2 separate regions of the Homo sapiens genome follow, and region 2 is linked to region 1. The links are chromatin loops, found by intact Hi-C in ENCODE. Cell type or tissue: natural killer cell. All regions are shown on one strand. Links, peaks and the distances in the headings refer to the core of each region. The heading gives the core; the rest is flanking DNA. Region 1 has its middle 5.7 kb from the start of PLAAT4. Region 2 overlaps PLAAT3 (phospholipase A and acyltransferase 3).

The links. Hi-C counts contacts between places; a loop is a spot of excess contacts. Peaks named below come from ENCODE experiments on the same cell type or tissue, not always from the same donor. Only the 100,000 strongest peaks of a DNase experiment are listed, where the experiment ranks them.
Region 2: a loop joins it to region 1, with 7 times the contacts of the local background. A loop is called at or near these places in 11 of 110 quality-filtered maps.

What each region holds. Positions count from the first base shown.
Region 1 is chr11:63,527,671-63,534,532 of GRCh38, reverse strand. No RefSeq gene overlaps it. Among named protein-coding and RNA genes, the nearest start is that of PLAAT4, 5.7 kb to the left of the region's middle. RefSeq lists enhancers at 1,961-2,620, 2,762-3,056, 4,607-5,266, 5,929-6,590. In natural killer cell, for the core only: no CTCF peak of the experiment used is centred there; a DNase peak (open chromatin) is centred at 2,882; H3K27ac peaks cover 1,581 bases.
Region 2 is chr11:63,578,814-63,585,675 of GRCh38, reverse strand. The region is part of intron 4 of PLAAT3 (phospholipase A and acyltransferase 3); the gene reads left to right. The region is part of intron 1 of LOC105369335 (a long non-coding RNA gene); the gene reads right to left. Among named protein-coding and RNA genes, the nearest start is that of PLAAT2, 19 kb to the right of the region's middle. In natural killer cell, for the core only: no CTCF peak of the experiment used is centred there; a DNase peak (open chromatin) is centred at 2,995; H3K27ac peaks cover 2,371 bases.

The sequences.
Region 1 (6,862 bases), core at 1,546-4,045:
TGTGGTGGGAGACTGGCCTGGCTGGAGAGGGCATGGTGGCAAAGATTCTCTGTGTGACCACATTTTAGTCAGGTTCCCAAACCTCTTCCTAGGCACATCTGTACTTCCTTGTAAAATCTAATTTTAGCAAAGGACCCTGCCAAGTCAGTTTAGCAGGAACTTCCCACCCTCAATATCTGACCGGGTTCATCCTTCTCACTGTCCTCCAGGTGATGTCTGATCACCCCGGCCTGTCTTCAGCAAGAATCCTGTTAGTGTGGTTTAACCAGAATCTCTCTTGCCCCTGAGGTTTCCTCTTTGTAATTTTGCATCCACTGACCTGTATGCTTCTCCTTGCCTATGAATTCCCACTTGCCCGTGCTGTGTTCAAGTTTGAGCCCCATCTCTCTCTCTTGCTGCAAAATCCCAGTGCAGTGGATATCAAGCTTGTATCATTAGATAATTTTTTCTTTAACAATGGAAGCTGTGCACAATCACTGCCCCCCATATTAGTTTCTTCTTAGTTTCTTCCATGTAGCTGTTGCTGAGTTGTATCCTTTATAATAAACTGACAATCATAAGTAAAGCAGTTTTCTAAATTTTGGAAGTTGTTCTAGGGAATTATCAAATTTAAAGGGGATTTAGGGGGTCTCCACCATTTGTAGTCAGCCAGGTAGAAATGTGAGTAGCCAGGGAACTCCATTTGTTGCTGAGCCTGGAGACTTTACCTGTGGAGGCTGAGCCTAACTCTGGATAGTTAGCGTCGGAATTGAGTCGGATTGTTGAACATGCGGTCAGTGTTGGAGAATTGCAGGACTGATTGATGTGGACAAATGACATGTATTTGGTTGCTATCAGAAGAAACCATACATGCCCACTTCTGTTACTCGAAAAAAAACGGGGATCATTCGTTTAGTAACAAACAACTTTTCATGAGAACACAGGTGTGGATCAATAGCAGTTTTATTACTTGGCACAAGTAAGGAGGACACTGTGAGGATTCTCCAAAGCAGTCTTCCCTACGAAAAGTGACAGGAGGGTTTTATGGGTGATGGAGAGGGGAGAGGGTGCATCGGCACATGCAGAGGAGGGGTCCCAGTTGCACAGATGCAGTGAGTCATCGTGCCAACACATAGGTTGCATGCTATGGTAATGAAGCTGTAGCTCCTCCGGGGTGGAGACTTTAGCATGGTAATGAGGAAAGTTCACTCAGATTCATCTGTAGGTTGCTGGGATCTGTTAGGAGCTGGTTTTAACCAACCACATGACTGCATTCTATGCAAGGTTTAGGAAGAAACAGGCTACAGGATGGTAGGCTGTAAAAGGCTGATTGCTGAGTTGATTAAATTCCTATAATCCCTGGAAACCCTTGCTGTCTGCTTACACTTCCAGTTCATTGCAGCTTGTGCTGAGGTTGAAACAGCTTGTGGTAGATAGTGTCAGGTTTTAGCTTAGAGTCAGTTCCAGGCAGCTGGGGTCTGTGAATGCAGGACTCCAAAACAGCCAGTGGCCTTTCTTCAGCAGCACCAAAGCTTAGATGCTGCAGGAGTGACGGCTGTATTCCAAGTGACAAACAAGGCTTTCTGAAGCCTGTTCTGCTTTGTCAGACTTGGAGTCCAAACTGACCCACATCAGGATGGATGGTCTGCTCCAAAGGATCAGACATCTAATCCCACAAGAGCACATTAGCAACGGAGACTGCCTCTCTTTCTCTATTGCCTCTTTTTTTCCTAGAGGCTCCAATAGGTAACAATAATAGCAGAAATAATCAGTTATGAAGACTGATTTGTTTTTAATACTCAAAGAGTTTAAATTCCAACCAGCCCACTGACAGCAAAAATCTAGGAAGTTGTGCTTTACCACCAACACTTTCTTCTTGCAGCTTTCCCTGATTGGGATGATATCTCTAGCATGTATGAAATTACAAGCATATGATATTTTACATTAATTTATATTGTATATCTAGATGCAATAGCTGCTGTAACCCAAAAAATATTTGAGACAGCTTTCAGTCAAAAATTTAGAGATTTATTTAGCTAAGGTTTAGGACACATCCAGGAAAAAAGGAACAGAAAACCATAGGAAACATCTGTGATTCGTGCTTTTTCCAAAGTGCGTCTGGGGACATCATTATTTAAAGGGAAAAGTGTGGGCATTAGGGGAAAGAGAAAAGGGAAAAAAAGGGAGGGTAGATAAAAGAGGCAAGTGGTTGCATTCCTTTGAGTCTTTGATCAGCATTCACTGAATCTGCATTTTACATGTGAAAGGAGGGGGTAGAGGAATAGTTAATTATGCATTCATTTCATGCTTAGTGAATCTGGATTTTTATATAAGCAGTCAAATATGCATTTGTCTCAGGTGAATGGAGGGATGACTTATAGTTCTGTCCTTTCTCCCATACCTGTGATGATAAGCTGTCAATTTACATCATCAGGGTGTCATTCAGCAGAACTGTTTTAGGGTGAAGATCTTGGGGCTCACAAAGAATTCCCTTGTGAGCAAATTGTTAGGGAGTTATATAGCTTTTTATTTTTGTAGCTATCTATTTAGGAACAAAATGGGAGGCAGGTTTGGGTGACCCAATTCCTAGCTTGAATTTTCCCTTTGGCTTAGTGAGTTTGGGTCCCGAGATTTTGTTTTCCTTTCCTGCAGCAAAATAGAAAGCCATTTAAAAATATGTTTTTTCATTGCAAATTTATTTGAAGCCATGGCAGCATTCAGTATTTAGATGTTGAGAAAGACTCTGGCTGGAATTTGGGACAAGGAAATGTTCCCCCTCCACTAACCTACTATAGTAGCGAGGTAGGAGGCTGGCAGGACTTGCTTTCTCGTTGCAGCCCTGTTGATCATGTTGATTGGAGCAGGATGTGGTCAGAACAGTATGCAGTGAAGAAGCCAGCCAAAACTAGCAGAGGGTGATGGAAGTGACCTCTATTTGCCCTCACTGCTCATTAGCATAAGACACTCCCACCAGTGCCATGACAGTTTACAAATACCATTGCAATAGGCCATGGTAATGGCCTGGAAGTTACCTTAGATGGTTCTGGAAACTCTCCACCCTTTTCCAGAAAGTTCTGAATAACCCGTCTCTTAATTAGCATATAATTAAAAGTGGGTATAAGTACAGCTGCCAACAGCCCATATGTTGCCAACTCAGCCCGCTGCCTATGGGTTAGTCCTGCTCTGCAAGGAGCAGTACTGGTTCAAAAAAGTTGCCTTCTCTCACCATAGGCTCATCCTTGAATTCTTTCATGGGCTAAGCTCCAATGTGGTGTGGGGAAAAGCAAGAGAGATCAGATTGTTACTGTGTCTGTGTAGGAAGAAGTAGACATAGGAGACTCCATTTTGTTATGTACTAAGAAAAATTCTTCTGCCTTGAGATTCTGTTAATCTATAACCTTACCCCCAACCCCGTGCTCTCTGAAACATGTGCTGTGTCAACTCAGAGTTGAATGGATTAAGGGCGGTGCAAGATGTGCTTTGTTAAACAGATGCTTGAAGGCAGCACGCTCCTTAAGAGTCATCACCACTCCCTAATCTCAAGTACCCAGGGACACAAAAACTGCGGAAGGCCGCAGGGACTTCTGCCTAGGAAAGCCAGGTATTGTCCAAGGTTTCTCCCCATGTGATAGTCTGAAATATGGCCTCGTGGGAAGGGAAAGACCTGACCGTCCCCCAGCCCGACACCTGTAAAGGGTCTGTGCTGAGGAGGATTAGTAAAAGAGGAAGGAATGCCTCTTGCAGTTGAGACAAGAGGAAGGCATCTGTCTCCTGCCCGTCCCTGGGCAATGGAATGTCTCGGTATAAAACCCGATTGTATGCTCCATCTACTGAGATAGGGAAAAACCGCCTTAGGGCTGGAGGTGGGACCTGCGGGCAGCAATACTGCTTTGTAAAGCATTGAGATGTTTATGTGTATGCATATCTAAAAGCACAGCACTTAATCCTTTACATTGTCTATGATGCAAAGACCTTTGTTCACGTGTTTGTCTGCTGACCCTCTCCCCACAATTGTCTTGTGACCCTGACACATCCCCCTCTTTGAGAAACACCCACAGATGATGAATAAATACTAAGGGAACTCAGAGGCTGGGGGGATCCTCCATATGCTAAACGCTGGTTCCCCGGGCCCCCTTATTTCTTTCTCTATACTTTGTCTCTGTGTCTTTTTCTTTTCCAAATCTCTCGTCCCACCTTATGAGAAACACCCACAGGTGTGTAGGGGCAACCCACCCCTACAATGTGGGGCCCAAACATGGGACACAGATTTGGCATGGGACACAGATCCAAACCAGTCCAAACTGGGCCCACTGCCTGTCTTACAAGACCCATGAATACAGCTATTCTCATTTATTTTTGTATTGTCTATGGCTGCTTTTGTGCTACAGTGGCAGATTGTGTGGCCTCCTGGCATGCGAGGCCTAACATATTTATTACTTGGGTCTCTGCTGACCCCCTGGGCTAGAGGTTTATCAATTTTATTGATCTTCTCAAAGAACCAGCTTTAGACTGATTGATTTTTTTCTTTTTCTACTTTATTTATTACTTCTTCTATCTTTATTACATTTTCTTTCTTTGCTTGTTTTGGTTTTCATATGCTTCCTCCCCCTTCTTTTTTTTTCTTTTCTGGCCAATTGCTGAAAACCTGGCTCCCCTACTTCCTTGAGGTAAAAGCTTAGATCATTGATTTGAGACATATCTTCTTTTCTAATATAAGCTAATACTATAAACTTCTCTGTAAACACATTTTTAGCTATATTCCTCTGAGACTGTAGGAATAAAAAATGTCAGGCCTCTGAGCCCAAGCCAAGGCATTGCATCCCCTCTGACTTGCACGTATATGCCCAGATGGCCTGAAGTAACTGAAGAATCACAAAAGAAGTGAATATGCCCTGCCCCACCTTAACTGATGACATTCCACCACAAAAGAAGTGAAAATGGCCGGTCCTTACCTTAAGTGATGACATTACCTTGTGAAAGTCGTTTTCCTGGCCTCATCCTGGCTCAAAAACCTCCCCAACTGAGCACCTTGCAACCCCCACTCCTGCCTGCCAGAGAACAAACTCCCTTTGACTGTAATTTTCCTTTACCTACCCAAATCTTATAAAACGGCCCCACCCCTATCTCCCTTTGCTGACTCTCTTTTCGGACTCAGCTCGCCTGCACCCAGGTGATTAAAAGCTTTATTGCTCACACAAAACCTGTTTGGTGGTCTCTTCACACGGACGCGCATGAAAAAAAACAACGTGCTTTTTCTATTCTCTCATTCAACAATAATCAACAAAACGTCTTCTGTGACCTCTGCTCACCAAGAAATGTGTGATTTGTCCCCACCAACTACTCATTCATCAATTCTGCAGCAGACATCAGCTGTGTGTCCTCTCATTCTGTTCAATTTTGACACTAATTGGAGATAATGTCAGATCCCACAGGTTGAGGGCTCAGTTGCACAAGATTCTCCCCAACTTCTGATGTGAATTGCCAGCTTCAGGTTGTTTTACTTGTGTTTCTGATTAGCTGTGTATAAACTGGGGTTCCCAGGACCTCCTCATTGGGTTTGGTTAATTTGCTAGGGCAGCTCACAGAACTCAGGCAAACACTTACTTACACTTACCTGTGGGGAAAAGCAAGAGAGATCAGATTGTTACTGTGTCTGTGTAGAAAGAAGTAGACATAGGAGACTCCATTTTGTTCTGTACTAAGAAAAATTCTTCTGCCTTGAGATTCTGTTAATCTATAACCTTACCCCCAACCCCGTGCTCTCTGAAACATGTGCTGTGTCAACTCAGAGTTGAATGGATTAAGGGCGGTGCAAGATGTGCTTTGTTAAACAGATGCTTGAAGGCAGCACGCTCCTTAAGAGTCATCACCACTCCCTAATCTCAAGTACCCAGGGACACAAAAACTGCGGAAGGCCGCAGGGACCTCTGCCTAGGAAAGCCAGGTATTGTCCAAGGTTTCTCCCCATGTGATAGTCTGAAATATGGCCTCGTGGGAAGGGAAAGACCTGACCGTCCCCCAGCCCGACACCCGTAAAGGGTCTGTGCTGAGGAGGATTAGTATAAGAGGAAGGCATGCCTCTTGCAGTTGAGACAAGAGGAAGGCATCTGTTTCCTGCCCGTCCCTGGGCAATGGAATGTCTCGGTATAAAACCTGATTGTACGTTCTATCTACTGAGATAGGGAAAAACCGCCTTAGGGCTGGAGGTGGGACATGCGGGCAGCAGTACTGCTTTGTAAAGCATTGAGATGTTTATGTGTATGCATATCTAAAAGCACAGCACTTAATCCTTTACCTTGTCTATGATGCAAAGACGTTTGTTCACGTGTTTGTCTGCTGACCCTCTCCCCACAATTGTCTTGTGACCCTGACACATCCCCCTCTCGGAGAAACACCCAGGAATGATCAATAAATACTAAGGGAACTCAGAGGCTGGCGGGATCCTCCATATGCTGAACGCTGGTTCCCCGGGCCCCCTTATTTCTTTCTCTATACTTTGTCTCTGTTTCTTTTTCTTTCCTAAGTCTCTCATTCCACCTTACGAGAAACACCCACAGGTGTGGAGGGGCAACCCACCCCTTCACTTACCAGTTTATTACAAAGGCTATTTTAAAGGATACAAACAAAGAGATGCATGGGGTAAGACATGCAGGAAGGGGTGCAGAGGTTCCATGGCCTCTCTGGGTGCTCCATCCTGTGTATCCAGATTACAGGCATGAGCCACTGCACCTGGCCTGGGATTACAGGCATGAGCCACTGCACCTGGCCTGCGTATTATTTTATACATTTATAGGTCATTTGGGTTTTTCCTTCTGTTTATTATTGACTCATGACTGTAAACCAAAAAGTATCTGAGACAGGTCTCACTCAATTTAAAAGTTTA
Region 2 (6,862 bases), core at 1,575-4,074, 51 kb before region 1:
TGAAGCCAGAATATTCTACAACAAAAACAGAGGTGCCATCTCTACTGCTTCTAAAGATTTCCTCTTTCATTTCTTGGTCTAGGATAGGGGTTTCTCAGCCTCAGCACTATTGACATTATGGGCCAGATAATTCTTCATTGTCAAGTCCTGTCCTGTGCACTGTAGGATGCTTAGCAGCATCCCTGGCCTCTACACACTAGATACCAGTAGCATCCCACCGCCAGATGTAAGAACCAAAAACGTCTGTAGACAATTCCCCCCACAGGGAAAAACTGTCTCCAGTTGAGAACTAGTGACTTAGGTGAGTAATGATCACTGACACATGCTGTGAGTCAAATTAACATAGAACTTCTGGCCGGGCGCAGTGGCTCATGCCTGTAATCCCAGCACTTTGAGAGGCCGAGGCGGGCAGATCATGAGGTCAAGAGATCGAGACCATACTGGCCAACATGGTGAAACCCCGTTTCTACTAAAAATACAAAAATTAGCTGGGCGTGGTGGTGTGCACCGGTAGTCCCGGCTACTCGGGAGGCTGAGGCAGAATTGCTTGAACCCGGGAGGTGGAGGTTGCAGTGAGCCAAGATTGCGCCATTGCACTCCAGGCTGGGCAACAAGAGCAAAACTCCATCTCAAAAAAAAAAAAAAAGAACTTCGATGCATGCCCCATCTTGCTAGAGATGATAGATTTAGTACATATCAGAAAATGTCCACCAGTATTTTTCTTTGTAAGCACTGTCAGTGCAGTGACTCTCCTTTTCATTTAACTCATGAGGATATTTTTGTGTGTTTTAAAGAATCTGACCAGTCATTATATTTGTGCTGAGCTCTTTGAAGCAGACTAGATTTTCCTTCAAAAGAATATTTATGGCCAGGTGCGGTGGCTCACGCCTGTAATCCCAGCACTTTGGGAGGCCAAGGCAGGTGGATCACGAGGTCAGGAGATCAAGACCATCCTGGCTAACCTGGTGAAACCCCGTCTCTACTATAAATACAAAACAAAATTAGCTGGGCGTGGTGGCCTGTAGTCGCAGCTACTTGGGAGGCTGAGGCAGGAGAATGGCGTGAACCCAGGAGGCGGAGCTTGCAGTGAGCCGAGATTGCACCACTGTACTCCAGCCTGGGCGACTGAGCAAGACTCTGTCTCAAAAAAAAAAAAACAAAAAAAAACAAAAAAAAAAGTTTATGATTAATCAAATTTCCTGAGAAGGGAAACAATGAATTTAAACTAAAACGTAATTTGTGCTTTACATGCCTAAGAATATTCTAAAAAAAAGATTCTCCTACTTTCCACCTACCTAAAAATATTTAGGTTTCAAAAAACATATATTTTAGTAGGGTTTTGTAAAGAAACTTTCATACTGAACAGTACTTAAAAAAAAAAAAAAAGCAACCAGAAGCTATACTCACAATGAAGTCTAGTCTGAGTGAGAGAAAATATTAAGGTAAATAGAAATTGAAGATGTGTCTGGCGGCAATACATATATTACATAAATCTGGATAAATTGTGGGGTATTATTTTGAAATTACTGTAAATGAAACCAAATTTTTATGCAAATATTTTATTTCTTTTTAAATGATTTATTATTTTTTGTATACTTGATCACTGTTGGAAAATATACAACTATTTCATAACCATTCTTATATTGTAACCTCTAACAGTCTCAATTGGATTGCTTTCAGAATAACACTACTATCTCCACTTCTTCTTTAATCCACCTATAACATTGTTGAAAGTGAAGGCAGCACATTAGCACTTTCTTTTTTCCAGAAATGATTTAGATTTCCCTAAATCAAGGCTTAACTCAGAAGAGCTTTGTAGTATAAATGTCTAAATGTCTGTAGTCTGGCAGAATTTGTTTGCCCACTTAAAAAAAAAACAGTCTTCTTAATATTTCTAATGAGAGACAGCTTTTCTCTTTCACAATATCCTGATATCCTGATTTAAGACCTGTGACACACACCAGGTAGCCCATTTTCATGATCAGAAATCCTGTAATAACAACACAGCAGCTGGATTGGACCTTTCAGTCTTGCAACATGAAAATGATCAATGGCATCTGAAGGTAGCACTGACTCTTGGAGAGAGAGTTTTTCCCATCAAGTTTGCACTATTAGGACTAACTAGCTTCCAACAGTCTTGTGTTTAATCATACTCTTTGACTATGTACAAAGCATGGCCACAAACAATGAGGTTATTGTTGTTTTCCTTGACAAAGTATCTTTTGTATGAACCAGTTGCATCAGCTTTTGTTTTCACACCATGAGGTTCTATAAAGAACTAGGGACATATTGTTCCTCCTCCATTATCTGCAGACTATTTCTCCTACCCTGACACAGAGCTTAGCAAGGAAAATGCTGGATACAAGTGATTTTATGCAGGTTCCCTAGCAAGTTAACCCAACAGAACCATGGCTGCCACAAAACCATGCCTAATTATCTTTTAGAGGAGCATTTAAAGACTTAGCAGCAGTCAAACCTCAGGTTGGTAGCTCCATCCAAACTTTGGTCATCATGAATTCTGTCTGTTAAAACTACTTTTTTTTTTTGAGATGGTGTCTCACTCTGTCACCCAGGCTGGAGTGCAGAGGTGTGATCTCGGCTCACTGCAACCTCCGCCTCCCGGTTCAAGTGATTCTCCTGCCTCAGCCTTCTGAGTAGCTGGGATTACAGGTGCGTGCCACCATGCCTGGCTAATTTTTGTATGTTTAGTAGAGATGAGGTTTCACCATGTTGGTCAGGCTGGTCTCGAACTCCTGACCTCATCATCCGCCTGCCTCGGCCTCCCAAAGTGCTGGGATTATAAGCATGAGCTACTGTGCCTGGCTATCTGTTAAAACTTCTATGTGACCAATGTTGAGAAGAGTTTGGGGATCTTCAGTGGTTAAAAATATATACGTATCTTGATGCTACTGAGGCTTATCTGGGCCATAAATGTGTTTAATGTCAGGAAACACATAGTTGTGTTTAACCTCAGGAAACACAGCAGTGTAATTAACACAAGGTGCCCAGAACTGATTTCTCAGCAGCCAGAACTCATGATGAGAAAACTCACAGCTGAGTGTCGTGGTGAATTGTGATAGTTTCCTTTCTGTTTTGGGAGGGAAGTGGAGGGAGTTCTTTTTTCTTTATGATAATTATTACTTCCTTTCATTGCCGAGTTTTCTTTGTACCTGTTGTCAATTCTTCCCACATGATCCAATTAGCTCTCAGTACAGTTCTCCACAAGGGAAACCATGTCAAGTAACCTACAAGTTCTTGTTTATTTTGCTTGGACACGTCTATCCCAGAGATGGCCCTTCTTCCCTCTGTGCTGGTTGCTCCTTGGCCAATTGCATGGCTGTCATCCTGGACTCCCCTTGGCTGTCATCCTTTGGATTTCCTTTCCTTCTCTTGGATTGCATTCTCTGATTCTATGATCTCTTAGTTTTCTGTTTCTTTGCTCTTTCTCTTATTTAGGTAGATCACATCCTCCAGAAGTTGCTTTAGGTTAGAAACACAGTACAATGGGAGAGGATAGTGGTTATGGCAGTCCTCAACATGCTAGGCTCTGGAGTCACAATGCTCCAATCTGGATTGATAAGTGCATTATTTTCCTATTGCTGCTGTAACAAATTAGTACAAAGTTAGTGGCTTAAGACTCCACAATTTATTATCAACAGTTCTGTGGGCCAGAAGTCTAAAATGAGTTTCACTGGGCTAAAATCAAAGCATTGACATTCTTTTCTAGTGTCTGTAGGAGAAAATCAATTTTCTTGCCTTTTCCAACTTCTAGAGGTTACTGGTATTGGGGGAACCAGTCCCTAATATTTCAACATAGGTTCTTTTCTATTTTCCGTAAGTGTTGGCCAGGCTGAGAAATAAAGAGAAAGAGTACAAAGAGAGAAATTTTACAGCTGGGCCTCCAGGGGTGCCATCACATATTGGTAGGACCGTGATGACAACCCCCAGCCACAAAATCAGCAAGTTTTTATTACGGATTTTAAAAGGGGAGAGGGCGTACAAACAGGGAGTAGGTCACAAGGATCACATGCTTCAAAGGGCTATAAAGATCACAAGGTGAAAGCAAAATTAGAATTACTGATGAGGGTCTGTGTCCTGCTGTGCACGCATTGTCTTGATAAACATCTTAACAGGAAACAGGGTTTGAGAGCAGACAACCAGTCTGACTAGAATTTACCAGGCTGGAATTTCCCAATCCTAGTAAGCCTGAGGGTACTGCAGGAGACAGGGCATATTTCAGTCCTTATCTCAACTGCATCAGACAGACACTCCCAGAGCGGCCGTCTATAGACCTACCCCCAGGAATGCATTCCTTCCCCAGGGTTGTTCCTTGCTCGGAAAAGAATTCAGCGATATTTCTCCTACTCACACATCTGTCTATAGGCTTTCTGCAAGAAGAAAAATATGGCTCTATTCTGCCCGACCCCGCAGGCAGTCAGACCTTATGGTTATCTTTCCTTGTTCCCTGAAAATCGCTGTTATTCTGTTCTTTTTCAGGGTGCACTGATTTCGTATTGTTCAAACACACATATTTTACAATCAGTTTGTACAATAGTGGTCCTGAGGTGACGTACATTCTCAGCTTACGAAGATAACGTGATTAAGAGATTAAAGACAGGCATAAGAAATTATAAGAGTATTAATTGGGGAAGTGATAAATGTCCATGACATCTTCACAATTTGTGTTCAGAGATTGCAGTAAAGACAGGTGTAAGAAGTTATGAAAGTATTAATTTTGGGAACTGATAAATGTCCATGAAATCTTAACAATTTATGTTCTTCTGCTGTGGCTTCAGCTGGTCCTCCGTTTGGGGTCCCCGACTTTCCACAACATACTGGCATTCCTTGGCTTATAGTCCCCATCTATTTTCAAAGCTAGAGCAATGGCTGGTTGAGTCTTATATTGCATCATTGTGACACTAACTCTTCTGTCTGTCTTCTACCTTTTAAGGAACTTTGTAATTACATTGGGCCCATCTGAATAATCTAGGATAATTTCCTCTTTTTTTTGTTTTTGTTTTTTTGAGACAGTCTTGCTCTGTTGCCCAGGCTGGAGTGCAGTGGCGTGATCTCAGCTCACTGCAAACTTTGCCTCCTGGGTTCAAGTGATTCTCCTGCCTCAGCCTCCCAAGTAGCTGGGATTAGAGGCATGTGCCACCACGCCTGGCTAATTTTTGTATTTTTAGTAGAGATGGGGTTTCACCATGTTGGCCAGGCTGGTCTCGAACTCCTGACCTCGTGATCCACCCTCCTCGGCCTCCCAAAGTGCTGGGATTACAGGCGTGAGCCACCACACCTGGCCGATAATTTCTGTATTTTAAGGTAAATTGATTAGCAGCCTTAACTCCATTTGTAAGCTTAATTCTCACTTGCCATGTAGCATGATATATTTATAGATTCCTGAAATTAGGACATGGACACCTTTTGGGGCTTATCATTCTGCCTACCAGTTATTCTTTACACCTGGTACTAAGTTGTTATCCTGGAATCTCCCTTTACTGTCATTCTGGGGAGATTCCCTTCCAGTCTCTCTAGTAGTAGAAGGCCCATTTTCTCTATCTCATGTCTTCTACTTTCTCCATTTACTCCCCTGTTTTTGGGGAACCATTTTCAGCAGCTTTCTGTAAGAGGATGCATGGGAGGTAAATTCTTTGAGACCCTGTGTGTCTGAATTATTTGTCATTTTACCCTCTCACTTGATTTGATACTTTGTCTGGGTATAGAATTCTAGGTTGGAAATGGTTTCACTTCAGAGTTTTGGAGGCATTGCTCCATTGTCTTCTTCTTTTTTTTTTTTTTTTTTATTATACTTTAAGTTTTAGGGTACATGTGTACAACGTGCAGGTTTGTTACATATGTATACATGTGCCATGTTGGTGTGCTGCACCCATTAACTCATCATTTAACATTAGGTGTATCACCTAATGCTATCCCTCCCCCCTCCCCCCACCCCACAACAGGCCCTGGTGTGTGATGTTCCCCTTCCTGTGTCCATGTGTTCTCATTGTTCAATTCCCACCTATGAGTGAGAACATGCGATGTTTGGTTTTTGTCCTTGTGATAGTTTGCTGAAAATAATGGTTTCCAGCTTCATCCATGTCCCTACAAAGGACATGAATTCATCATTTTTTATGGCTGCATAGTATTCCATGGTGTATATGTGCCACATTTTCTTAATCCAGTCTATCATTATTGGACATTTGGGTTGGTTCCAAGTCTTTGCTATTGTGAATAGTGCTGCAATAAACATACGTGTGCATGTGTCTTTATAGCAGCATGTTTTATAATCCTTTGGGTATATACCCAGTAATGGGATGGCTGGGTCAAGTGTTATTTCTAGTTCTAGATCCCTGAGGAATCGCCACACTGACTTCCACAATGGTTGAACTGGTTTACAGTCCCACCAACAGTGTAAAAGTGTTCCTATTTCTCCATATCCTCTCCAGCACTTGTTGTTTCCTGACTTTTTAATGATCGCCATTCTAACTGGTATGAGATGGTATCTCATTGTGGTTTTGATTTGCATTTCTCTGATGGCCAGTGATGATGAGCATTTTTTCATGTGTCTTTTGGCTGCATAAATGTCTCCTTTGAGAAGTGTCTGTTCATATCCTTCGCCCACTTTTTGATGGGGTTGTTTGTTTTTTTTCTTGTAAATGTGTTTGAGTTCATTGTAGATTCTGGATATTAGCCCTTTGTCAGATGAGTAGATTGGAAAAATTTTCTCCCATTCTGTAGGTTGCCTGTTCACTCTGACGGTAGTTTCTTTTGCTGTGCAGAAGCTCTTTAGTTTAATTAGATCCCATTTGTCAATTTTGGCTTTCGTTGCCATTGCTTTTGGTGTTTTAGACATGAAGTCCTT